Regions from separate parts of the Mus musculus genome. Here regions 1, 2 and 3 are each linked to region 4. The links are chromatin loops, found by intact Hi-C in ENCODE. Cell type or tissue: heart. All regions are shown on one strand. Each heading gives the region's core, and the rest is flanking DNA. Links, peaks and the distances in the headings are about the cores only.

Region 1 (5,906 bases), core at 259-5,258, 140 kb before region 4:
GAATAACCAGGCAAAGCCACTCTCACCTGAACTGTACTGAGCAGTACTGCACAGAGGATGAAGGGCACCAAGGAAGTTCCAAAGATCCAAAGGGTGAGCCAGGCAGCCACATCCAGCAGCAGGATGTGAAGCAGGTAGACCAGGAAGAAGAGGTGGTTGGCCTTCATGAGGCCCATTCGCTCTACTGTGGCCCGCAGCTCCCGGAATTCATCAGTTAGCGCTTTCTGTGGGAGACGGGGGCTATAATTCTTCTCAGTGGCACCCCTAACCCTTGAAGAGAACCTCCCGTGCAGGTAGCTGTGGGAAGTCCACAGTCTTAGGCAAAGATACCCTGATGGGGAAGGAGGATAGGAAAAGCTCCTATAAATGGCATCATGTCCGGCAGCTAAACAGACTTACTTTGGGTCTCTGCAGCTTAAACTCTCTGAGCGTGTTTTCTTATGTGTGCATATATGAAGAGTATTTTATGAGTTTACATTGGTACATGATGCTCAGTAAATAGGTCTGCTGTCAGTGATGGGAGCACTGCTGATGGGAGCACTGGTGATGGGAGCACTGGTGATGGGAGCATTGGTGATGGGAGCAATGGTGATAGGAATACGAGTGATGGGAGCTCTGCTGATGGAAGCACTGGTGATGGGAGTACTAGTGATGGGAGCATTACTGGTGGGAGCACTGATGATGAGAGCACTACTGGTGGGAGGACTGGTGATGGGAGCATCGGTGGTAGTAGCACTGGAACAAGCTCCAGTGGGCTTATTACCCCATGACTACTCAAGACTCCCAAGAACCGTCACCTGTGATCCTATGCAGGCATTTGCCCCCTCTCCCTCCACAACTAAGTCTCCAAACAGCAAACATGGCCTCTCACATTCTTGGTGGGTTCAAAGCTGGGTTGCTCCGGAGCCAGCTCTCCAATCAGAAGAGAGTTCATATACTTTCTCACAAGACCCTTGTTGATGTGGAATGCCACAAAAGGATCCTAAAAATACAGAGAGAAGACAGTGAGGACCCCTGTCTCCCAGGCTCCCAAGGGCCTCACATCAAAGACCATCCTCCAGGTCAACAAGGTTTGCATCAATGCTGATGCAAGGCCTCCTCCCTCCTCCCTACTGTTCTTCCAGATGTCAGTCCCAGATCACCTGGCATTTGGGTTTCCACTGAAAGGGCACTACACCAAAGACTGGAAAGACTCCGCTGAATGCCACAAACACGGACCTGACGAAGCTAGCCTTCATGTCTACAGACACTTGGTGTAGGAATTTAGCACAGGAGAGAAGCAGCTTGCGGGAATAGGTGGGGCTATGAGGTTTTTGTTCCTACAGTACTTTCAACATGTCCCTTTCTTTCTTAGCCAGCTTCTGTTGTGAGGAAGACTCCCTACCTATGCCAGCGCTGGGGAACTCTTCACATTTCTTCCTCCTTTGGGCAGGGTTCCCTATTTCCCTCAACATTCTGACCATTCCCGCTCCGGAATAGTTAATATGGGTTATACAAGGTGGGTGGGAGGGCCTTAGGGAAAAAAAGCTGTAAGCGGAGGTGGAGTCCGTGGTCAGTGGCACCACACATCCAGACCAATCGCTGTCCTTGCCATGAAATCCTAGGCCCCCAAGCCACACAGAATGGGAAGCCTAGACGGAGCGGGTCTGCTCCATCCTTTCATGAACCGGTATAGGAATGCACTGCTGTTTGGATTCTGGGTGGTTACTTCTAGAAACCGGCTCCTTCTAGCCTGGTCGCTAAGGCCCTCCACCTCTAACTTCATGGGCAACTTAATAGGAACCCTGAGGACCCCGGGAGCACGTTAGACTGGCAGACAAGGAGTAAGAGGTCGGAGGGATGGCATTAGGTAGTTAAAAGGGAGATGGACCCAAATGTAGAGACCCAACAGATGACAATCCTGTCAAAGAATGCTCTGTCCTAAGTCATTCCTAGTCCGGCCCTCGCCTCTGAGGGAGGATATGGTCTAAAAAGAGAAAACAGGGCCACTAGACAGAAGCTGGGGTTCGTACTGACTCTTCCTTCAGTAAGCTACAACGGAAAAGGGACGCGACCCCGCGAAGTGTCTAATCGCGCGGGAGCCCTATTCCCTCAATAGTCGACCTCCCTGGCCCAAGTGACCTCGCACTAAGAATCCGAGTACAGTTTTACGACTCCAACTGCAAGCTGTCTTGGACCGGCTCAGGTTCATTACCCTACCCTCCGGGCTTCACAATGTACAGGTGATGCCCAAGCACCGGGTCCTCAGTGTCATCCCTAGCGCAAGCAGTCCTTTCCCACTTCCTTTCCGCTCCGAATCCCAACTTAGGGCCAGTTCTCTAGGTCAGACAAGGCTGTGTTCACCCTCCTAGCCTGGCAGACAGGACGCGACTCCCACTCTCTGCTCAGACTCCTCCTCCCACCACCGGAGGTTGCAAGTACCGTTGAACGGGTGCCTGGAAAGCTCATTCCCTCCTATCCAACCCATGCTTGAGACTCCAGAGGCAAAGCACGGATGTGCAACCAGCCCTTTGTTTGAGTGTGCGTGTCTCCGGCCACCGTCTACCGCTCCGGTCTCTCAGGCGCTTGCATCCCGGGTTCAAAGGCCTCTCTCCCCGCCAATGTCCCTCCCCGAGGTGCAGATGCGCCTATTGTCCGCTCTCACCGTGGCATCCTGACCCGCGTAGTGGCTGATGACCCGGGAGCCCCCCGGGTGGCGGCGGCTGAAGTCGCTGATGTTGTACACCTTCCGGTCGATCACGAGCCATCGCTCCTTCTCCCGCCCGGAGCGCTGCGCCACCTCCTCCCAAGTAAAGTAGCGCGTTTGGCGGAGCTGGGCGGAGGCCGGGCCAGGGGTCGGCACCGGGTCGGGAGCCATAGCAAGCTTGGCGGGGGAAGCTGGAGTCTGAGAGGTGCGCGCTCCGGGCCGCGGGGCAGCGCACGCCAGGCTCGCGAACTAGGGGAGCGTCGGGCTGCCTCGAGCGCGCGCCCGGAGACCGCCGTTCGCGCGCAGGGTTTTCAGCACCCTTGGCGCGGACCGCCGAGCCCCGCGGCGCGAGCTCCCATTGGCTGAGCCGAGTGGCGTGGGGCGCGAGCTCCGCCTCTCTCGGGTAGCAAAGACAGACTCCCCACTCCCCGGAGAGACTCAGGCTACTTCCAGCGGCAGAGACGCGCCCCCTCGCGGGGCCTGAAAGTGGTCTCCAGGCTATTCCACTTCGGAATTTATTTATTTATTTTTTTATTGAGCATGGTAGGGATTGATAGGATAACGGTTCCTTTGAGTGCGTCACAGCTTGATGTAGCTAAGGCGGAGGTCCCAAGGGCGCATAGAAGCTTGGTGTGAACATATAGAAAAGAAAACAGTTCTCATGTTGCTCAGGCCGGCCCCAGACTCACTGTGTAGCTGAGAATGACCTTGAACCTCTGACTCTCCTGAGTTCTGGGTTTACAGGCACTGCTTTCCACGTTCTGTTTCATACAGCAGATTGTGCTAAGGCAAACGTTCTGTCAATTTCCTGCCCCTAGGAAACACGTGACAAATTAAACACAGTGGCTTTAGCAAACAAAACAGCATCCTGACCCAGTAGCCGTTCAGAGATCCCCCTTCCTAGCAAGGTGGGCAGTTAGCATGTGTGGAAAGAAAGAGGACTAACATAAAGAAAGAGACTGATTGGCTACAGTTCCAGGCTTTTGCTCACGTGATAGCCCAACGCTAACAGAAGTCTTGTCTGCTATGATTGGCCGTCACTTTTGACTTACAAGAATATAGTACTTAGGAACACACACACACAATTAACACATGCACGCATGCACACACACACATGCACTAACTAAAATGTGATGATGATGATGATGGTGGTGGTGATGATGATGATGATAACAATACTAATGATAGCTCTATGGTTCAGGAGGAACAGTTGCCTGATGCAAAACCCAGTGACCTGAAATGGATCCCTGGGACCCACAAGATGGAAGGAGAGTACTGACTTCCACAAGTTTTTCTTCTAGCCTACATTGCCTGCAATTCATGGCAGCACACACACACACACACACACGTAAATAAATAAATAAATGCAATTTTAAAAACGATTTTAAAACAAAAATAAAACGAAGAAAGGCCAGCCTTGCCTTCTTTGTATGTAGTTTAACATTTGCAATTAGCTTTAGCATTTTCTATTTCTAGTGATCTTAGTTTCGTATTGTGTTTTGTTGTTATTTTTGTCCCTGGAAGCAGTAGCCCTGGCTGATCTGGAACTCACTGTGATGAACAGATTAGCTTCGAAGTTGCAATGATCGCCCTGCTTTGGCCTCCCAAGTGCTGTAATCATAGGCAAGCACCACTGTGTTTCACTATATTAATTAGAATTATACAGGTTTAGTGGCCTTAATTGTCAGGAGACAGTAGGACGCAATCAATCGTGAAGTTTGTGTGACAGCCTCAGCAGTGGTTACACCAGCAGTGTGTAGACTGGTGAATCTAGCAATCTCTATTTCTGGAAGCATGAGCTTCTTTAGAGCGCCGTTTGCCAACTGTGGCACAGAGCCTGTTCTCTAACAATTCTGTGTATTGTGGGTCTTTCTGCAATAGGGAACTTTACTGGGAACAAAACATCTCTATTCTCCTTGGAGTTTCGCTCTTGCTCTGGCTAAGTGTGAGAACTAAACTGTCTGCACGGACATTCCTCAGCCTCAGTTTCCCGTTCTTGATAATGGTGCTAAACCATTCTGGCATAAGAAGTATTAATTTTATATGAAAAATTTATCTTATATCTTACTACTTAAAATCTTTTAATTTTATTTATTTATTTATTTATTTATTTATTTATTTAGAGTATTTACCTGTGTGTGTCAGTGGAAAAAAACCATACATGCCACAGCCTATATGTAGATATCAGAAGACAAACCTGCGGGAGTCTATTCTCTCCTTCTATCATGTGGGTGTTGGGGACTAAACTCAGGTCATCAGGCTTCTAGGAAGTACCTTTACCTGCTAAGCGGCCTTGCTGTCCCTTTATCACATGTTTTGAACAATTAATGCTTAGATTGCTGTATTAGCTGCTTTTTCCCAGCTGTGCCAAAATACTGACAAGGTGCAGCTTAAGAAGGAGGGTTTAATACGGCTCCTAGTGCGAGGGTAGGCATGGGCATAGCATAGGCAGAAGCCATGGCACCAGCTGTGGCATTCCGAGCTTGCTCACATTCAGGCAAGCCAGGAGACAGATAAGAGGACTGCTCACATTCCGATGCCTTTCTCCTTTACCCACTTGAGTTCAGGATCCCATAGAATTGTGCCACTTACTTTCAGAGCAGTCCTTCCCTCTTCTGGCAGTCCTCTCTGGGAAACCCTTCACGGACACCCCCAGAGGTGTGTCCCCTGGGCGAGGGTGATCCATCAAGTCAATACTGATGAAGAGTCACCATCGTCATGGCTTACAAAGATGGTATGTTAAAATGCTAGCCATCATCATGGATTTTTTTTTTTTTTAAAGATTTATTTATTTATTTATTTATTATATGTAAGTACACTGTAGCTGTCCTCAGACACTCCAGAAGAGGGAGTCAGATCTTGTTACGGATGGTTGTGAGCCACCATGTGGTTGCTGGGATTTGAACTTCCGACCTTTGGAAGAGCAGTCGGGTGCTCTTACCCACTGAGCCATCTCACCAGCCCCCGGATTTTTTTTTTTTTTGCTGAAATATTTTATACCATGAGTTCACTTTATCTGTAAACCTACATAGGATAACATGACCCCGAGGCTTGGGAGACGGTTCAGCAGTTCAGAGCACTTGTTACTCTTGTAGAGGACCAGGGTTTGGTTTCCAGCACCCACACAGTGGCTCACAAACATCTTTAACTATAGTTCCAAGGGAATCTGACATGCTTCTCTGATCCCCACAGCCACCAGGTACATACATGGTACACACAC
Region 2 (5,906 bases), core at 476-5,475, 61 kb before region 4:
GGTGTTGAATCCCTCGGAGCTGCAATTACAGGCACTTGTGAGCCAGCCAACATGGGTGCTGGAAATCAAACTCGGGTCCTCTGAAACAGCAATCCATGGATTGCTTCTTGATACACCCTACCATCTCTTCAACCCTTCCTCTCACCCCCTTCCCTTCCTTGTTCCAGACACGGTCTCAAGAGCTCACCTTGAACCTACTCTGTAGCAAAGATAAATTTGAATTTTGGGTCACCCTGACTTTACCTCTTGAGTCTAGAATTTTATGTGTGCACCACCACTCCGGCAATCTAGCTCAGGGCCTAGTACATTTGGTGACTATTCTTTTGGTTGGTGCAGCCCCAAGCCTGCTGTTCTCTTTGCATATCGCAGGTCCCACCGTGGTACACCCTTGATTGGTGGGTTTCTAATGCTCATCTCCATTGTCTTTAAGCAAGTGGGAATGTTACCAACTTGAACTCTACTCACAGCAGCCCTGGTTGGGCTGTCCGTTTACTCCTGTCTTCATTGGGAGTCCGCTGTAGCCCATTCTTGGGGCCTTCTCACTTGGTCTTTTCTCGGCCTTCCAAGCTTCTGCTGTGAAGCACTTATTGGGGTTCCCTGTCAGCTGTCAGTCATCCCTCTGAGCTTTAAAACTCTAAAAAAATTATCATTAAAGTTATCTGTGTATTGTGATAATCCATCTTTTGAAAAACAAACAAACAAACAAACAAACAAATACAAAACAGCTTTCTTGACTTTATTATATTCCATCGTTAACATGCACAAAAGACAACAGTCTTGCTCCTTATGCATAGTCGTGTCCCAGGCCAGCCTTGAACTCATGGCAATATCCTGCCTCAGGTTTCTGATGGATGACAGTATGGACACGACCAGCACACCTACTTCACTCACTTCTATCTTTTGGGCAGGCCAAACGAACATCTGTTTGGATGTTTGTTTCCTCTCCTCTAAGCCGGAAAAGCTTCACTCAACACTCCTTGAGTCTGGAGTTTGTGGAATGAAGAAAGGCTGCTCCTGATGGATGCCAGGACAGAATGAGAGGAGTATACGATGGGAGGGACTATGGGAATGTATTACCCCCTGCACCAGGTACTTCCTTTGGACCAGTGTCATGTGGAGCTAGGGAGCCCAAAGTCTTGAAAGGGTCATGGAAGAGGCCAAACAGGGCCACTAGCTAAGCATGTATGTCTTGACCATTTTATCTCTCTTACCCTCAGACTCTTCATTTTGAAGTTAGCTATAACAATATCATAGGATTGTGGTGAGACTTTAGCGAATAGGGCCTTTCTTCCTACTATACTCCCTTGGTATCAGTGTCTCTCTTGCCTGCAAGTGGTGTACTACTGTCAAATCAATCGCGGGCTTTTATTGCTTTCATGTTTCCCAACCAGGCTTGTGAACTCTTTCTCAGTCGAAGACAAGAAAGGTGTCCAGTTTATCCTGGCACCCTCCCCAGAAGCCACTCCCGCGGCACTTAGCACGAGGAAGAAAGCAGAGATTCCACCGTTCTTTTCCAAGATGACCAAGTTGAAAGGATTCAGAGCCCTGGTTAAACAGAGACCCACTCCTGGCTCCTTTCTCTAGGAAGGTTTCAGGAAAGCAATAAACAATATGGATCTCTTAGACAATGTGAGATACAGGAGACTTGAGTCCCATCTAGCCAGGCAGAAATATCACCTAGTCATGACAGCCCAGGAGGGGGCCTTGTTTAGCCGGAGGCCGAGCGTTGTTCACCATAACCGCTGCGCCTCCTTTGTGCGAGCATCAGGTGCAAATCCCCGGCCGAGCGCGTTGGCGCTCTGAAGCGCGCAAAGAAAAGCCCAGCTGCCGCCCCCGCCCCCCCCCCCGCCCCCCGCTCTCCCCTCCCAGCTTCTCAGAGATCTACTCCCGCTTCCCCGGCTCCAGGCAGCGAAGGGAGGAGGAGGAGGTCAGACACGTCGCCGACCGCCCAGCAGGGCTTAACTCCATGCGGGCGGGCGCGAGGGAGGGGGAAGCCGCGGACCCGCCGCTCCAGCCCGCTGGCCTTCGAAAGATCCTCCTGGGCCAATGGCAGGCGGGGCGACGAGCCCTGATTGGTGCAGGCGCTCTGCTGATCACTGTGGAAACCCGGGTGGCGGGGAACTCGGGAGGATGCGGAGCCGGGAACGGGGGGAGCCAGAGGGGTGGGGGGAGGAGGCAGCGAGGCCCTGAGCTATCCTGGAGTTTTCACCGGAGGCAAAAGTCCACAGCAGGCGGGCCTAGGGTGGGCGGAGGAAGGGGACCGCTTGGGGGCACTGGGAAGCCAGGGGTACTCCTGAGGGAAGGCAGGGGTACTGGCTAGCTAGTGAAGGCGAGGAGGAGCGAAAGCGAGGGGAGGAGGCACGGTGGGAGGAGGAGTAGAAGACAAAAGCCGAAAGCGAGGAGGGCGCCGACCGCACACTGCGGCCAGGAGAGGGACCGTCGGTGTTGCGAGCCGCGGGCGCCCGGAGGCCGTAGCGCACGGGGCATCCGGGTAGACTGGCAGCATGGGGAAGGGAGGTAACCAGGGAGAGGGGAGCACCGAGCGCCAGGCTCCGATGCCCACCTTCCGTTGGGAGGAGATTCAGAAGCACAACCTGCGCACCGACCGGTGGCTCGTCATCGACCGCAAGGTCTACAACGTTACCAAATGGTCCCAGCGGCACCCGGGGGGCCACCGTGTCATCGGACACTATTCGGGAGAAGATGCTACGGTAAGAGTCTGGGGGTGCCAGCCACTCTTGTCTGCTGCAGGCTGGTGTCAGGAGCCCGGGGTCCCTGGGCGCCAAACAGATCCCCGGTTCTTAAAGGAGCGCAGGACGTTCAGCAGGGAAAGAAAGTGTACCAACTGCCCTCACCTCCCTCCTGGAATCGTTCTCCTCTGGGTCAACTGGGCAGACTTTGGCCGAGCCTTTTGGACGCCAGGCCTTAGCACCTCTGTGGAAGTCCCATCAGTGGTAAACTGTGCCCGGTGCATGTTCACAGCGCATACTGCGCGCTGTTCCAGCCGGAGCCTGGGACTCTCCAAAGGGGGCGCTCCAGCCTTCGTGTTCGGCGCTCCCCAAGTGGAAGATGGCCACCCTTGGGCGCCGGGGAGAGGAGCCTGAGAGCGGGCAGCCATATGTGGGACTCTCCTGCCAGACCAGGGGGCGGAGAAGGAAAGCTGGTTCCTGGCCAGGACTCGCTCCTGCTTGGACTCCTGTCTAAGAAGGTCCACAATGGCTGCCCGACAGAGACTTCCTAGTAGTTCAGATTCCCACGCTCCCGAGGATTATCCCGACTCACTCCAAGTGCCAGCCTTCTGGGAAATCCTGGTGGGGAATTGGTGGAAGGCGAACGGGCTGGATTTTGCAAAATTCAGGTCCGCAGGGGATCTAGAAGGTGAATCTAAGACTGGCTTGGCAACAGGTCCATCTGCCTCTGGGGTTACTATCGGACATTCAACTCAATGGCCCTCTGTTTTTAGATCCTGCCAGGATCACCCTTCCCCTCTTGCACTCATGGAGGTTGTTGAAGTCTCTGAGACCTCTGTGGAACGGAGGCTATCCTATATTGCACAGTACCCCATACCGTGCCTGGCCCCACCCCCAACCATAAAGTGATTGTGTAGTCAGGTGGGTAAGAGGAGAAACAAAGTCAAAGAGGAAAGCCAGACCTTTCTTGGCACCTTTCTTGGTGGGCTGAAAGCAGAGGAAAAGATGTAGCTGGAGAGAGCTTGGGAAAGACGAGTGGGAGGAGGCTGAGAAGAGGGATAAACTTATCAGACCGCACTCCACATCAAAGTCCAGGATGCTGACTTGAGTGTGGGCTTTTCTTGTGCAAGTTTGATAGTTTCAATTCTTACCTTCCATGTCTTTTCTTTTTGAGATCAGCCTAGGTAGCCATACCCTAATCAATGGACTGGAGGCTTTGGTGAACAGGATGCAATCTTACTCCAGATTGAGGAGAGAACTGGCCACATTCATACTGCCTAAAGACTATTTTCCTTGCTTGTGGAGCCTGCTTAATTATGCCCATGGGGCTGGCGATGCTAACCAGACCTTAGGAGAGTGTAAGCTTTTCACATTCCTTGAGTGTCCTAGCTCTCTTGGACCGCCTCACAACCAGAGAAGACCTTGGTTTCCCAGGGAGAAAACTTCCCAGCCCCTATCTGGGGGATCTTTCCACTGTTTCGGGTGCTGGTGTGTGCATGAATCTGTAGGTGAATTGCAGACGACTCCTCCCCTTTCCAGGCTCTTACCAAAAAGTTTCCTAAAAAGTAAAACAACAAATGTGATTGGTTTGATCCGATTATTCCATATTGTGTGATAAGTGGGTTTTCTTGTGTGGAAGCTCAGCCCAACAACAGCCTTGAACTTTATAGTTTATTTAAGAAGCCAGACGTATTTCATCCTTGTTTTGGAAATTCTTAGGGTTTCCCTGACTCAGTTTTCTCCAAATGTCTATGTTCAGATCTAACCCAGCAGATACCTGGATGGCTTGCTCTTATGTTCTGAAAGCCTTATGTCCTCTTCCACATTTCCTGTGTCATTTTCATTGGTTCTGAGTCTGGTGTCTGGGATGTTAATTGTCCCATGATAAGAAAGGTAAGGTGGGAGTCAGGGTAGGCCGCAGATGTGATCCCTGGGCTTGTTGCAGAGAATCACTTAGTGGACACACACACACACACACACACACACACACACACACACACACACACCGCCACCCCCAATCCCTCATCTATTCCAATAAGATGAGTGTGGCAAAGCTTGCTGTAAACAGTGAGCCCCAGACAGACATGAGAGGAACAAAACAGCTAGCATGTAAAGTACTCGCAGAGAAACGGAGCAAGCTCATTTGATGACACGACATGAAAGCTTACTGTCTTCCCAAATAAGACACAAAACACACTTGATGGAGACAGAGTTGGAGATCAGTGTAGAAAGAGCCGTGAGGTTTTCTTTGGCATCCCCCTGTTTCTTCTTAAACTGAGATCAGATTGGCAGAAGGCCTTGGACAACTAGGAGATCTTCAAAGGGAGCTCCACGAGATGTGGGGACCCCTCCCCAGGCTGTTTCTCAGGGAACTTTGCCGCTTAGGGGTCTTGCCTTCTTGAGAAGGGTGATGAGAATGGACTGTCAGGTTTGGGGACGGACTGTTCAGCAGATAGAGGCTGGATCCCTAGAGCCCTTTCATTTGTTACCACTCAAAGGATATCTGTGATATGCTGACAAGAGGCTGGAAGGTGAGGCCAGAAGCCAAGGAGGCCCATTTTGAGGTCAATCTAGGATATCAGTCAAGAATTTTCTGTTCCTGAAGGAAGAAAAAAAAAAAAAACCTCAGAAGTGCTCACTTCTTCTCTAGAAGGATGGAGCTGTTGTTACTTGATCCTTCTGTAGTCAGACCCTGGCCTCACTTGTACTAAAAGCCACCTAAGTGGCATGTGCTCAGAGTCCCAGATACGCAGAAGACTGGAGCAAGAGGATTATTTGAATCCTAAGTTTTGAGGCCAGCCTGGTACCCTAGTGAGATTCCATTGCTGAAAATAAACAGTGTGAGTTTTGCAGTTCACAAACCCATGAGATTGGTATATACTATCTCATTTAATTCCCAGGTTAGCCTTGCCGCTGTCCTGTCCTGAGGCTCAGAAATCCTGGTCAGGTGGTGTTCAGTCATAGTCGGGATCTGCTGGCAGCACTCGCTGCAGCCTTACCTTCCTCTCTCCATCTCCCTCTTCTTATTTTTCTATATCTTTAGTCATTTCCTGCTGGTCCCCCCAGAGCTTTTTCTGTCTTAGATTTGCTGTAGGCACAAAGAACTGTCACCCATGCCCCAAGCCAGTGTTTGCACTTTTCTCGGGAGTCTAGGCAGTACAAAATGAGCCCACTTGTGACTTTTCATCTTCAGCAAGAGCTCATGAAACATTCATT
Region 3 (5,906 bases), core at 595-5,594, 160 kb before region 4:
GGTTTTTTGCCCCCTAACCCCCAATTTTTTTTTCTTGAAAGTCCATTTAAAGAAAAATAATTAGATAAAAGGAAAATTAATGTTTCAATTGGAGGAGCCAAAAATTGTGAGGGTAGTTTTGAAAATGCTTCCCTAGGAGTGATTTGATGGAAGTACTACAGAAGTGCATGCAGTATTGGACTGTGTGAATCCAGCATGCCAGCCCTCAGTTCAGGATCTGTGGGAAGTCATGGCGTTCAGACTTAGGGGGGAAGAGAGTACAAAGAGGAGGACTTAAAACTCCTCTGGCATCCTGATAAAAACACCCTCAAGTGCTAAGGGAGATGGGAAGGGAAGAGTAGCAGCAGTGAGGTGGCCACCTGTCCTTATGCAGAGGTGTACCCCTCAGGTCTGCTGCATCGGTTAGACATCTGTGGAGAAGCAATAAATCAGACATAGTCATATTCGCATAGCTGGTACTTACCTGCTCCTGAGGGTTCACGTCTGCCTTGATGATCTCAGGGCCCTTCAAGCTGAGCCAAGCACTCTGTCTTCTGTGATCCTTAATGCAGGTTAAAGTTGAAGTCACTCTGTGACAGATGGTGCCATTGCGTTATTCAGAGCCCTTAAGTTATTCAAGAACATCCCATGCCAGGTGTGGTGGCGCACGCCTTTAATCCCAGCACTCAGGAGGCAGAGGCAGGCGGATTTCTGAATTCAAGGCCAGCCTGGTCTACAGAGTGAGTTTCAGGACAGCCAGGGCTACACAAAGAAACCCTGTCTCGGAAAACCAAAAAAAAAAACAAAAACAAAAGAACATCCCAGATCTCATTCCTTGAAGCGCCCAGAACAGCTTCTGATTGTCAGGAGGCCTGCTTGAGAATGGTGGATCTTGTTCACCTTTGCCTCTTCTGCTCTGCTGGCTTGGAGTCCTGCTGTGTCTCATGTTAAGTTTGATGAACCATGAGACTGGTGAATGTTGCCACTTAAAACTTTTGTTCCTTTTGTATCCTCCAAGTTCCTCCTCTTACTCTTCTTTCTTTGTTTTAGCCATTGCTCCTGTGCTACCATGGGAATTCACGGCCTTGCCAAACTAATTGCTGATGTGGCCCCCAGTGCCATCCGTGAGAATGACATCAAGAGCTACTTTGGTCGCAAAGTGGCCATCGATGCCTCCATGAGCATCTACCAGTTCCTGATTGCTGTTCGTCAGGGTGGGGATGTGCTGCAGAACGAGGAGGGTGAGACCACCAGCCACCTGATGGGCATGTTCTACCGTACCATCCGCATGATGGAGAATGGCATCAAGCCTGTGTACGTCTTTGATGGCAAACCACCACAGCTGAAGTCAGGCGAGCTGGCCAAGCGCAGTGAGAGGCGCGCCGAGGCTGAGAAGCAACTGCAGCAGGCTCAGGAGGCTGGGATGGAGGAGGAGGTGGAGAAGTTCACCAAGAGGCTCGTGAAGGTCACCAAGCAACACAATGATGAGTGCAAACACCTGCTGAGCCTCATGGGCATCCCTTACCTTGATGCACCCAGCGAGGCAGAGGCCAGCTGTGCTGCCCTGGCAAAGGCTGGCAAAGTCTATGCTGCGGCCACGGAGGACATGGACTGCCTCACTTTTGGCAGCCCCGTGCTAATGCGACACTTAACTGCCAGTGAGGCCAAGAAGCTGCCCATCCAAGAGTTCCATCTGAGCCGCGTCCTGCAGGAGCTGGGTCTGAACCAGGAGCAGTTTGTGGATCTGTGCATCCTGCTGGGTAGCGACTACTGCGAGAGCATCCGTGGCATTGGGCCCAAGCGGGCTGTGGATCTCATCCAGAAACATAAGAGCATCGAGGAGATCGTGAGGCGGCTGGACCCCAGCAAGTACCCCGTTCCAGAGAACTGGCTCCACAAGGAAGCCCAGCAGCTCTTCCTGGAGCCAGAAGTACTGGACCCAGAGTCTGTGGAGCTGAAGTGGAGCGAGCCAAATGAAGAAGAGTTGGTCAAATTTATGTGTGGTGAAAAGCAGTTTTCTGAAGAGCGAATTCGCAGTGGGGTCAAGCGGCTGAGTAAGAGCCGCCAGGGCAGCACCCAGGGACGCCTCGATGATTTCTTCAAGGTGACAGGCTCACTCTCCTCAGCTAAGCGCAAGGAGCCAGAACCCAAGGGGCCTGCTAAGAAGAAAGCAAAGACTGGGGGAGCGGGGAAGTTCCGAAGGGGAAAATAAACCTGTCCTTCCCCTCCACTGTCCTTGACCCCAGGCTGTCTATCTGTTTTGTACCCTCGGCTGCAGCACATCCCTCTTGTCCCTCGTCTTGAGGAGAGTTCATTGCTTCCCAGCGCTGCCCTTCAGAGCTTTCCCTCTCTTGACCCTGTGGCAGGAAGGCCGTAGCTCTGCTTTTTCTCATTTTTAGCTCAGGAAAGATGTCAGGCTCAAACCACTTCTCAGGTTAATGGACACTGTAGTCATTGTTCTGTGCAACTGCGAGCAATGTCTTAAGGAAGAAGAAGATAAAGCCGGGAGCGAGGCTGGAGATAGTTTCCCAGCTGGCCAGCTGGTGGAGGAGAGGTGACTAGAACCTGACTGACTACTGCTCCTTCTAATTTCACTGTGCCCTGAAAGATGCCCATCAGCCTGGGATTCGCTGATGGAAGAACTGCAAAGAGACGAGCAGAGAGAAGTCTGGCTGACAACAGATTTAGTACTGACCAGCTGATTTTTGTGGGCAGAAATTTGAACTTGCTGCCTGCTGAGTCCAGTAGTTGTGCAGGGAGTGAGATGGCAGTGTTTAAGTTTTGATTTGTAGTTTTTTGTTTTTGTCTCTCCCCTCTCCAGTGTTGGGGATTGACCCCAGGGCAAAGGCATTAAGTGTGCCACTGACCTGTGCCTCCAAGTGATGTTCTGACAGCCTTTCTGAGGCAATCAATTGAATTGAGGTTTTGGGAGAAGAAACTGTTGTTCATAGGCTATTTCTATTTTAAAAGATGTGAAGAGAAAAAAAAAACAATAAAATTATAAAAGTGACCAGAATGTGTCTGAATGTTTGAAAACACCCTGAGTGCCTTAGTTTCCTGTAGAATAAATATAATGGTTTCCTTTCCCCCTCTAAAATCCCCTACAGCCTGGCTGGGATTGCCCTGGTAACAAGTGGTTAGTTTAGGACTGACCACAAGGTGGCGCTGTGCCCATGTAAGGTGGCCACAGCAGCTGTGGTGGCACCAGCCTTTTGTACTTAGGAGTTTGCATAGCTTGACTGGATTTCACACGTTCCACCATCTGTGAGATAAAGGAGTCCCCTGGAACAGTCTTGTAGTTTAGATAAACTATCTTATAACATCCAGCCAGGGCTACACAAATCCTGTCTCCACAAACCTATAAAACAAGTAGGTAAATAAAAGAAGCCTTGTTCTTACTGAGATTTCAGGTGTCCGGGAAGAATGAAAGTTTTTGAGTACTAATACATTTAGGTTTTCCCAGAGAACAACAGAGAATGAGCTATGTATATGTTAAAAGGAAATTCACTAAAGTGGCTTACAGGGTGTGGTCCCGATAGCCTAACAATTGGTATCCAACAAGAAAGTCAAGAATTCAGTAGTTTAGTCCACAAGGGATGTCTCAACTGATCTTCAATCTACATGAAGAAGTAGGTTCTAATACCAGAGAAGGGATGTCTCAGCAAGAGGATGCCTGGGCAAGAAGCAAAAGTCTCCATGTCCTTTTGTGTGGGCTGCCACTAGAAGGGGTAGCCCAGAGTTAGGGTGAGTTTTCTACCTCCACACAGACTGGGCCAGCTGCTCGGGTTCTGGTTGCTTCCAGACATGGTCAAGTTGATAAGCCATTATAACTAGTAAAGCTTAGTGGGGGAGCCAGCCTGTGAGCTCTGATCTCACAATTGTGCTATTAACAGCACATAATTAACTTGAAAAGGCCTTGACAACAGCTTGAGTAGAAGACTAATAGCATGGGCCTTCAAGTCCTTTAAATTCCACTATACGGTGGGGGCAGGTGAGCGTGTGGAGGTCAAAGGGCAGCTTTCAGGGATCTTTTACCTGCCATGCCTTTGCACAATGATTTTTAATTTCCTTCCTGGTCATCTGTCCTCGCACCCCCAGCTGCTGTGCCTCCAACACACACATACATACACTCAGGGTCTCACTATGTATCCCTGGCCGGTCTGGAACTCAGACCAGAAATTCCGCCTTGAATTCATACTGTTTCCCAAAGAAGTCTTGGGTGAATGTAGACACTGTTTTATCCTGAGAGCAGAGCACTTATTTTGTTCTCTGCTCTCGCAGTTGATGAGTGGAACTGACTTTACCAGATTAAATTTGAGTTGTCCCCCCCCCCCCCCACCATTCCATAATTTGATTCTAAATGTGCAGTGGCAATGAGCTGAGTGCCAAGGCTGCACTGCCTGAGCGCAGTGGCCTTTAGGGGCTTGTATCCCGTGGTCGGCAAGCATTTAGAGGTCTGGCTTGCTTTTAAATTTGAACTTCGTAGCCCTTTCTAATTGTGCTGATTTGTGCTTGGCCCTGTGAATGTTCTGCTGTTTCACTCAGCTGAAGTTCAATAGTTAAGAGGCGTTGCAGTTAAGAGGCATGGCTCTGCAGTCTGATCGAGACAGTGTTGGCAAAGAGACTTATAGCTAAAACCATGCTGAAATTCCAAATAGGTACGAAGGGAGAAATAATTCAAGATGGAAAGTTGAAGACTGAACTGTGAGATCTATGAGATCCGGCAGGAGTACCGCAGCAGTACAGTGTCTCTACAGATGGGCACTGGGATGAACCTGGCCTTGTCAGACCACCCTTACATGGGAGTCACAGTCCTGCCCAGGTTATACAAGGGAACTGGCAGTGAGTCATGTTCCCAAGGGAGCTGAGCTCACAGGTAGGAAGGGACCTAGCAGTAGTAGCAGGGATCTTGTGTATATTTATGTGGGTACATGTTCCTGCATGTTTGAATGTCAAAAAGGCCAGAGGGTCAGCAACTGTCTGCTTTAACCCTTAATCACGCCACCTGAGTTTTTACTGAACCTGAAGCCTACCAATTTGCCGAAGGTGGTTGGCCAGCAAGCTCCAAGGATGCACCTCTGCTAATGCTGGGTTATAGAGCTCCACCCCTGGCATTTACATGGGTCCTGGGGATCGGAACTTGGATAGGAAGTGCCTTACCAGCTTGGATAGGAAGTGCCTTACCAGCTGAGGCAGCTCCCCTTCTCTGCACCAGGGCATCGGGTAGGCATGTGCAGACAAGCAGCGCGGATTTCAAATGAATAACAACATTCTTTTGGTCCAAATTAAATTTTATTTTTTAGCTTCACCAGGATGTGGTAACAGCATTGGCACACACAGATACTGACATTAGGCTCAATTAAGTGAGATGCCGGTGGGACAGGAAGTAGGAAGATGAAGGTAATAAAGACAGACATGGAAGCTAGAGTTAAGTTTGGATATTCTGCCACTTTCTACAATAGCAGAGGTGACTTTCCCTCTAACGCGGTTTTCTTATCTGTCAGTGGATTTGAGATGCCTCACTTTACCTCTGTAACATTCTGAGGCTTGTCACTCAATGTCCCCCGTGTCACAGTGAAGGCTGAGAAGAGAAGGCCACAGTGGTTCAGATGCTCTGAAGACCTGGTCTTGGTACAACAGAGCTCACTGGTATTTGCCCAGACTGGCAGTTGAAGGTCAAAGCCAGTGAGTGGGTTAGACAGACTGGTAGTGCCACCTCCTTACCCCGGGTGGCAGGGAACGGGCACGGGGAGGGGTCTGCACCTATTCTGAAGAAGGAGCCATAAAGGCAGCACTCTTTAATCCTGATTTTTCCTACACAGTCTGTTTCAAACAGGTTTTCAATCAGGGCCAACCACTGGCAAAGATCTGTGCTTTTCTGCAACCTGCCTGTCTCTACACCAGACTCCAACATCCCTTAACACCCT
Region 4 (5,906 bases), core at 471-5,470:
GCTTCCCGTGGAGGCCCACCCAGCCTGGCAAAGTCTTCCCACGTGTAGCTGCCAGCCCAGCAGAGGTGAGTCACTGGCCCTCAGAACAGTCTACACAAGTGCTGGATAAGCCACAGACCTCCAGGCCCTGCCCAAGCTCTGCTGCCCAGCCCCCAGTTTCTGATGGCACGTCCCTATCGCTAGGGACCCAGCCCTGCCCCAGGCTCTTGGAAGCACCAGAAAATAGTCTGTGACACTCAGAGCAGAAAAGAAACCCTCAGTACAACAGTGAGGGTACTTACCTGGGGCAGAATCTGCCCCTCACGGCACACCCACCTCTGGGGGCCCATTCTTCCCTGAGATCTATTTATTCCACAGACTGACCCAAACAGCCCATCCTCCGTGAAAGAAAGAGACCTCCTTCCCTCAGGCTCCATCTCAACTCTGGAGCCAGGGAAGGGGTCAAAGGTCAGAAAGAGCAAAAAGGATGCTAAGGTCCGCAGGTGGAATGAGACGCCAAGCCTATGAACAACGTCTCCCTCTCCACCGCTAGTGCCAGGCTCCACCCCGCCGGCTGTGGGTTAGCTTACCGTGGCGTCCTCCGCACCGTGGTGGCCGATGAGGCGGCTACCCCCTGGGTGCCGCTGTGCCCAGCGGCTGATGTCGTAGACACGGCGCTCGATGACCAGCCACTTGTCGCCTGGTAGGTCATGCTGGCGGATCTGCTCCCAGCGGAAGATGGGTAGGGGCGCCCCCAGCGGTGCGGGCCCCTCCCGCGGCCCGGGTCCCCCTCCGGGCTCCCCGACACCGCCCATTGCCGCTGTACACAAGTCCTCCGGACCCCGGTACGTGACCAAGGTCTAAGAGAGACACTGAGGGAGGCGAGGTGGCAATCAGGGGTCTTCCTCCGCCCGCCCCACCGGCCCCGCCCTGCCGCTGCGGCCGCCGTAAGAGCGTGCGCCTGCCCGGCTCTCCGCGCAGGGAACTTTTCCCTCCCTTATAACCGCGCTGACAGCGCTCGCCTCGCCCGCCCCTCGTCCCGGCCCCCGCGCTGGCCAGTCCCGCTCTCGCTCCAATCCAGGCGCGGCGCCTCCACATCTATTGGCTGCCCGGGGAGGGCGGTGTCGCGAAGGGGCTTGCCCCACCCTCGAGGGCCTGGGGCCACCACGCCCGGCACTGCCCCCGGGGCACTGCCCCCCCCCCCCCCCAGTTTCTCGGACTCTCGGCTCAACTGAGAAGGCGGGGGATGGGGACCCAGCGCGCACGGGAGTCCTGCAGGCCGCTGCGCCCAGGCACACCCGCAGGGGCCCGAAATGAGCCCAAGTCTGAGCCCTGAAAGGCTGAGAAATGTAGTTAGGGACGTCACCGGTCTTTAACCAGGCATCCCAGGTAGCTAGAAATGAGGACACTACCTTGGGGTGACTGTCAACAGCCACCAAACAATGGACCTCATCCCCCAGTAAACCCTCAATATCCACGCGAGGAAGCCATCTAAAGCAATCTGCAGGAGCAGATGGCCTCTCCTCCTGGCTGTACGCAGGATTGGGGATGCCCAGGTTGGCCACTGGAGGAGGAGCAGAGGACACTGCTGCGTGGAGGTCTGCCGTTCAGGAGATGAAAGAATGGTCCAGTCTGCAATGGGTGGCTTGCTTGTCACCACCTCCCAGTTCTCCCCATTCATGGTGTCACATTTTTGACTTATTAAATTCAAATCCTCTTGAGAGTGTAACTACGTTCCCAATTGTACGATGTTTCTTTGAGACAGACATCAGTTCCTTAAAAGTTAAAAGCTTTCACAACTGGCAAACTTGAAGGTCCATCAGAATTTCCTTGAGGGCTAGTTAAAACAGACTCCCGCACACCACCCTAGTGTGACTCAGGGCAGAAAGGTGAGGCAGACCTGTTTGTTGGGAGCAAATCTTTTCAGAACCTTAAAGTGTATTTTTTCCAATGTGCAAACATTTCCTCTTGGTCTACCTAAGGATTTGTAGGTGACCTGACCTCTAAGGCACCCCTGTGGATAACAAAACCAACCTGTGTTTCTTGCCTACAAAAAACCAGTATATGCATGTAACCTTCACATATCCCCTCATACACTTTAAGTCAGCTCTGAATTCTTAATAATGTCTAATGTGATGTAAATGCTCTATAAATAATTGTTCACTGCATTGTTTAGGGAACAATAAGACTAAAAAAGGCTGAAAGCATTCACTCCAGATGCAACTATTACAGGCCTAAATACACAGGACAAGGAGGAAAGCAGAGGCGAGCAATACTCTAAAGAATGTTGGTTAGATACCTGGGACCTGTGAGATGAGGAGAGGTGACATCAGGGGCAGCCTACGTACACACTGCCTCCATGGAGAGTGAGGAGGGTGTCACAGTCCAGTCTTACATTTGGGAAACTTCCAGAATTCTTTTCTGAACATGTCCAATCTACTCCTGTTCCATCTTAGGCTGCAGAACTCAGAGAGAAGGAAAATCCATGACGTGTATCACAGGCAGACCAGAGCTTGAAGAAAGGAGCCTCTTGGTTCTCTCTAGTTTGAGGAACTCTTGCTTTGCTTAGCCAGGACCAACGAGCCCAAGATATTGCCACAAACAGGAGCTGTTCAATCCCTTTCTATGAAGGCTCTTCAAAATCCTGGAACATGTTTTCTTCTTCACACCTGGGGATACAGGAGCCCTGGCCAAAGAGGATGGCAGGTACTGCTGCCCCCACATGGTCACAGTGAGGACTGGGATAGAGAAAGCCTATGCTTCCCAGGGAATACACCTATTGTATCCAAACTTGGATGCTCATAGGGTGTGGCCTTGATTCATTCTCACACCTCTCGCTCAGTAAGATGTGGCTGGCTCAAGAGCCATTCAAGGGCTCCTTCCCTGGGATCTTGGCCTCAGGTATGGGAGGCAGTTAGGGGTGGACACCAAAGTGGAGGCTGGGCAGACTTGGGAGATAAACCAAGGATAGGCCCTAACTATGCTGCCTTCTCTGGCCATTTCAGTCCAGCATGGAGTCTACAGGTGGTAGACTTTCCACCTGTATCTAGATGTGTGTTTCCATAAAGCATAAACTATGAGTAACTTCTCTCCACTTCCCACACAAAGAGCTTCCCACTTTAGTTCTCTGTAGGTCTTAGGGTCATCTCTAGATGTCTCTCTCTCTCTCCCCCCCCCCCCCATCTCTGACCCCAGAGAACTTGCAACTTGTAGGGAGTCAGAGGAACTTGAGTCTCCATTGTCCATCCCCAAATCCCCAAAGCTGGGCAGCTGAGGCCTCTCAGACCACTTGGAAAGGGAGAGGCATCACTCGACATTCCTGAGCTGCCATTGGATCACTGCCAGGGTGTGCGAGTGTAGGAGGCAGAGGGAAGCCAGCCAAATGAAGTGCTTTGGGGCAGGGGGCGAGCTTGAGGTTTGAGAGTCCCCTGGAATGCCTTGAATACAGCCCCTTACCTCTGTCCCAGCTGGATTCTTTACTGTTGTAAGCTTCCACCCAGGCCTCTGGTTGGATGCCTTGAAATCACCACCCCCTACAGAGCCACCAGCTACTGTCCTGGAGCCAAGATATGTTTGTACAGTGCCAGGGAGGCTCAACAAGCTGGATATGCAAGCAGTGGCTTTAGGAAAAAGCTCTGAAGCCACCAAGAAAGAGCAGTCCTGGAGCTCAGGCAGCAAAAGCACAAAAAAAAAAGGGGGGGGGGCACAAGTCAGAGCTCTAGGGTTTGGCTTGAGTCACAGACCTTATCATGAGCTTGGTTATTAGTCCGGGGTACAACTCTTCTGAGAAAGGAGGGGCAGAGGCCATGGGCACCACAGGATTATGTAAAGGCTATTTGAAACTATTTAGGCCAGCAACGACAAGCCTATCGGCAACTATGGTGGAACACAGACCCTTGGTAAGAGCAGGACACACAGAAATGTGCAGTGAAGGTGAGAAGACTGTAAAGCACTACTCAGGACACAGATCAAAGTCCAGGGAGCAAATACCTCATGTCTCTTAGAATAGTTACTACCAAAACCAGTAAAACAATTTTGGCCAGGAGGCAGAAAAGTTGGAACCCTGGAGTATTGTTGGTAGAACTATAAAATGGTATAGCCATCATGGAAAAAGTACGGAGGGTCCTCTAAAAATACAAAAACAAGAACAAAAAAAATCCCTAATATATGAGCAAATTTACTAACGGTAATTTATTCAAAGGACTCTATGCAGGGTCTCCAAGAGATATTTGCATATACATTAACAGGTACCAGTAACCCGTGTGTGTCTCCAATTAATGGATAAACACAGTGGGCTGTTACACATACATCAGAATATTACCAAGTCTTAAAAGGAAATCCTGTCATCTTACAACATGGATGGATATTGACATTGCATTAAGTGAAACAAGCCAGTCACTAGAAGATGAGTATGCTGCTTCCATTTACAGCAAATCTCTAGAGGAATCAGATTCACGGAGGCAGAAGGTGGAATGCTGATGTCCACAGTCTAGGGGCAGGAGAAATAGGGAATTAGTCAATGGGCATAGTGTTTGTTTTGCAAGATGCAAAATGTTTGTAGCTTGGTTTCATGGCAGTATGAATGTGCCTAGCACAAGTATAATTCTACACTTTAAAATGTGTAAGATTACATGTTAGGTTTTTATTTTTTTAAAAAATAAGTATGGCAGAGATTGCTTCGTGGGTAAAGCACCTCCTGTGAAAGTCTGATGACCTGAGTCCAGAACTGCAGAAATCTTATAAAGCTTGATCCGGTAGTCCATGCCTGTAATCCCTATGCTCCTAGTGGGAAGGTGGGAGGCAGAGATGGCACAGTTCCCAGAAGCTAGCCTGACCTATGCTTCAAGGGTCAATGAGAGAGACTTCCTCAAACAAGGGGGAAGATGAGGACCAAGACAATATAAGAGTTGTCTTCTGCCTTGTGAACCATGGCACATGTGCATTCACACATGCACAGCTCACAAACACCAAATGCATGCATTGTATGAATGAGTGAATGAGGGAAGATTGTTTGTGTCTGTGTGGGAAGAATAATAATCCCAATTCATAACTGAGAAAAGCAACTTGCTCCAAGGTCACAGCCCTGGCAGGATTCAAATCAGGGCAGGTTTGGCAGATGGTGAAGTGAGATATCTCAGGTGCTGCACCAAGATGGTAAAGTGAGACATCTCAGGGTCCTGCACCAGGTAAATGTGCTTAGTCAGGTTTAATACCTCCATGCCTAGAAGCCAGACTCAGGACTAGCCAAGGAGAGCTCAGATGATTTCTATGTGCCAAGACTTCAAACCCAAATGGGTTATCTAGAAAATTTAAGAACATCTGGTGTGGCAGTTAACCTCTCAAGTCACCCCCAAGAGTCGAAGCCCTGAGCTACTTCCAGGGTACAGCAGAGGAACCTAGGTTACAATTCGATCCCAGTCTCTGTTTCTTTTGTTTTGTGTGTGTGGTTCTGGGACCAAACCTCAGACCTTGAATTAAGCACTCTAGCACTGATCTACACTCACACCCTTCTGCATCAATTAAAGAGGTGAAAAACCTACATTCACTGAAAGTGTTCAGTATAAAAACACAAAAACCAACCAACCAACCAACCAACCAACAAAAAACCACCAAGAGGTAGGTTAATACTACAGGTTCCAGACACTTAGGACCCCTTTGTGACTTTTTTTTTCCTGGAGCAGGAGACTGAACCAGCTAGGGCCTTGTACTTGCTAGGCAAGCCTCTACCACTGAGGTAAATAAACCCAACCTCAGGACCTCTTTGTGTTCTCCAGTGCCTCTATCCATTTACATGAGGGATAATAGCATGTTTTAACATTGCTAAGAGACTGGAATAATGGGTTCACAGAGAGGGCTGCGAGCTATGACTAGTGCTTAGATATTAATTGCTACTAGCAGGGTGTGGCTGTGTTGATGGCCCCACCTGG

Evidence for each region. Hi-C counts contacts between places; a loop is a spot of excess contacts. Peaks named below come from ENCODE experiments on the same cell type or tissue, not always from the same donor. Only the 100,000 strongest peaks of a DNase experiment are listed, where the experiment ranks them.
Region 1: a loop joins it to region 4, with 2.6 times the contacts of the local background. A loop is called at or near these places in 13 of 42 quality-filtered maps.
Region 2: it touches region 4 in a loop (4-fold over the local background); 10 of 42 quality-filtered maps call a loop at or near these places.
Region 3: it touches region 4 in a loop (2.9-fold over the local background); 14 of 42 quality-filtered maps call a loop at or near these places.

What each region holds. Positions count from the first base shown.
Region 1 is chr19:10,180,003-10,185,908 of GRCm38, reverse strand. Fads1 (fatty acid desaturase 1) reads right to left here and starts at 3,021. Exons shown (of 12, transcript NM_146094.2): 1 at 2,645-3,021; 2 at 872-982; 3 at 27-224. The coding sequence starts at 2,857. It also overlaps the pseudogene Gm50359. In heart, for the core only: a CTCF peak has its summit at 3,154; DNase peaks (open chromatin) are centred at 1,580, 2,438 and 3,028; H3K4me3 peaks cover 2,558 bases; H3K27ac peaks cover 2,762 bases.
Region 2 is chr19:10,098,028-10,103,933 of GRCm38, reverse strand. Fads2 (fatty acid desaturase 2) reads left to right here and starts at 2,431. Exons shown (of 12, transcript NM_019699.2): 1 at 2,431-2,711. The coding sequence starts at 2,505. In heart, for the core only: a CTCF peak has its summit at 3,024; DNase peaks (open chromatin) are centred at 2,073 and 3,053; H3K4me3 peaks cover 3,235 bases; H3K27ac peaks cover 3,213 bases.
Region 3 is chr19:10,196,221-10,202,126 of GRCm38, reverse strand. It overlaps Fads1 (fatty acid desaturase 1), which reads right to left. Exons shown (of 12, transcript NM_146094.2): 12 at 5,253-5,906. It overlaps Fen1 (flap structure specific endonuclease 1), which reads left to right. Exons shown (of 3, transcript NM_007999.6): 3 at 1,030-2,995. The coding sequence starts at 1,049. The coding sequence ends at 2,191. Among named protein-coding and RNA genes, the nearest start is that of Tmem258, 5.0 kb to the left of the region's middle. In heart, for the core only: a CTCF peak has its summit at 3,136 (motif pointing right); a DNase peak (open chromatin) is centred at 3,166.
Region 4 is chr19:10,036,620-10,042,525 of GRCm38, reverse strand. It overlaps Fads3 (fatty acid desaturase 3), which reads right to left and starts at 978. Exons shown (of 12, transcript NM_021890.3): 1 at 570-978. The coding sequence starts at 794. It also overlaps a transcript of Rab3il1 not described here. In heart, for the core only: CTCF peaks have their summits at 759 and 2,697; DNase peaks (open chromatin) are centred at 1,115, 2,804, 3,435 and 3,786; H3K4me3 peaks cover 1,408 bases; H3K27ac peaks cover 2,578 bases.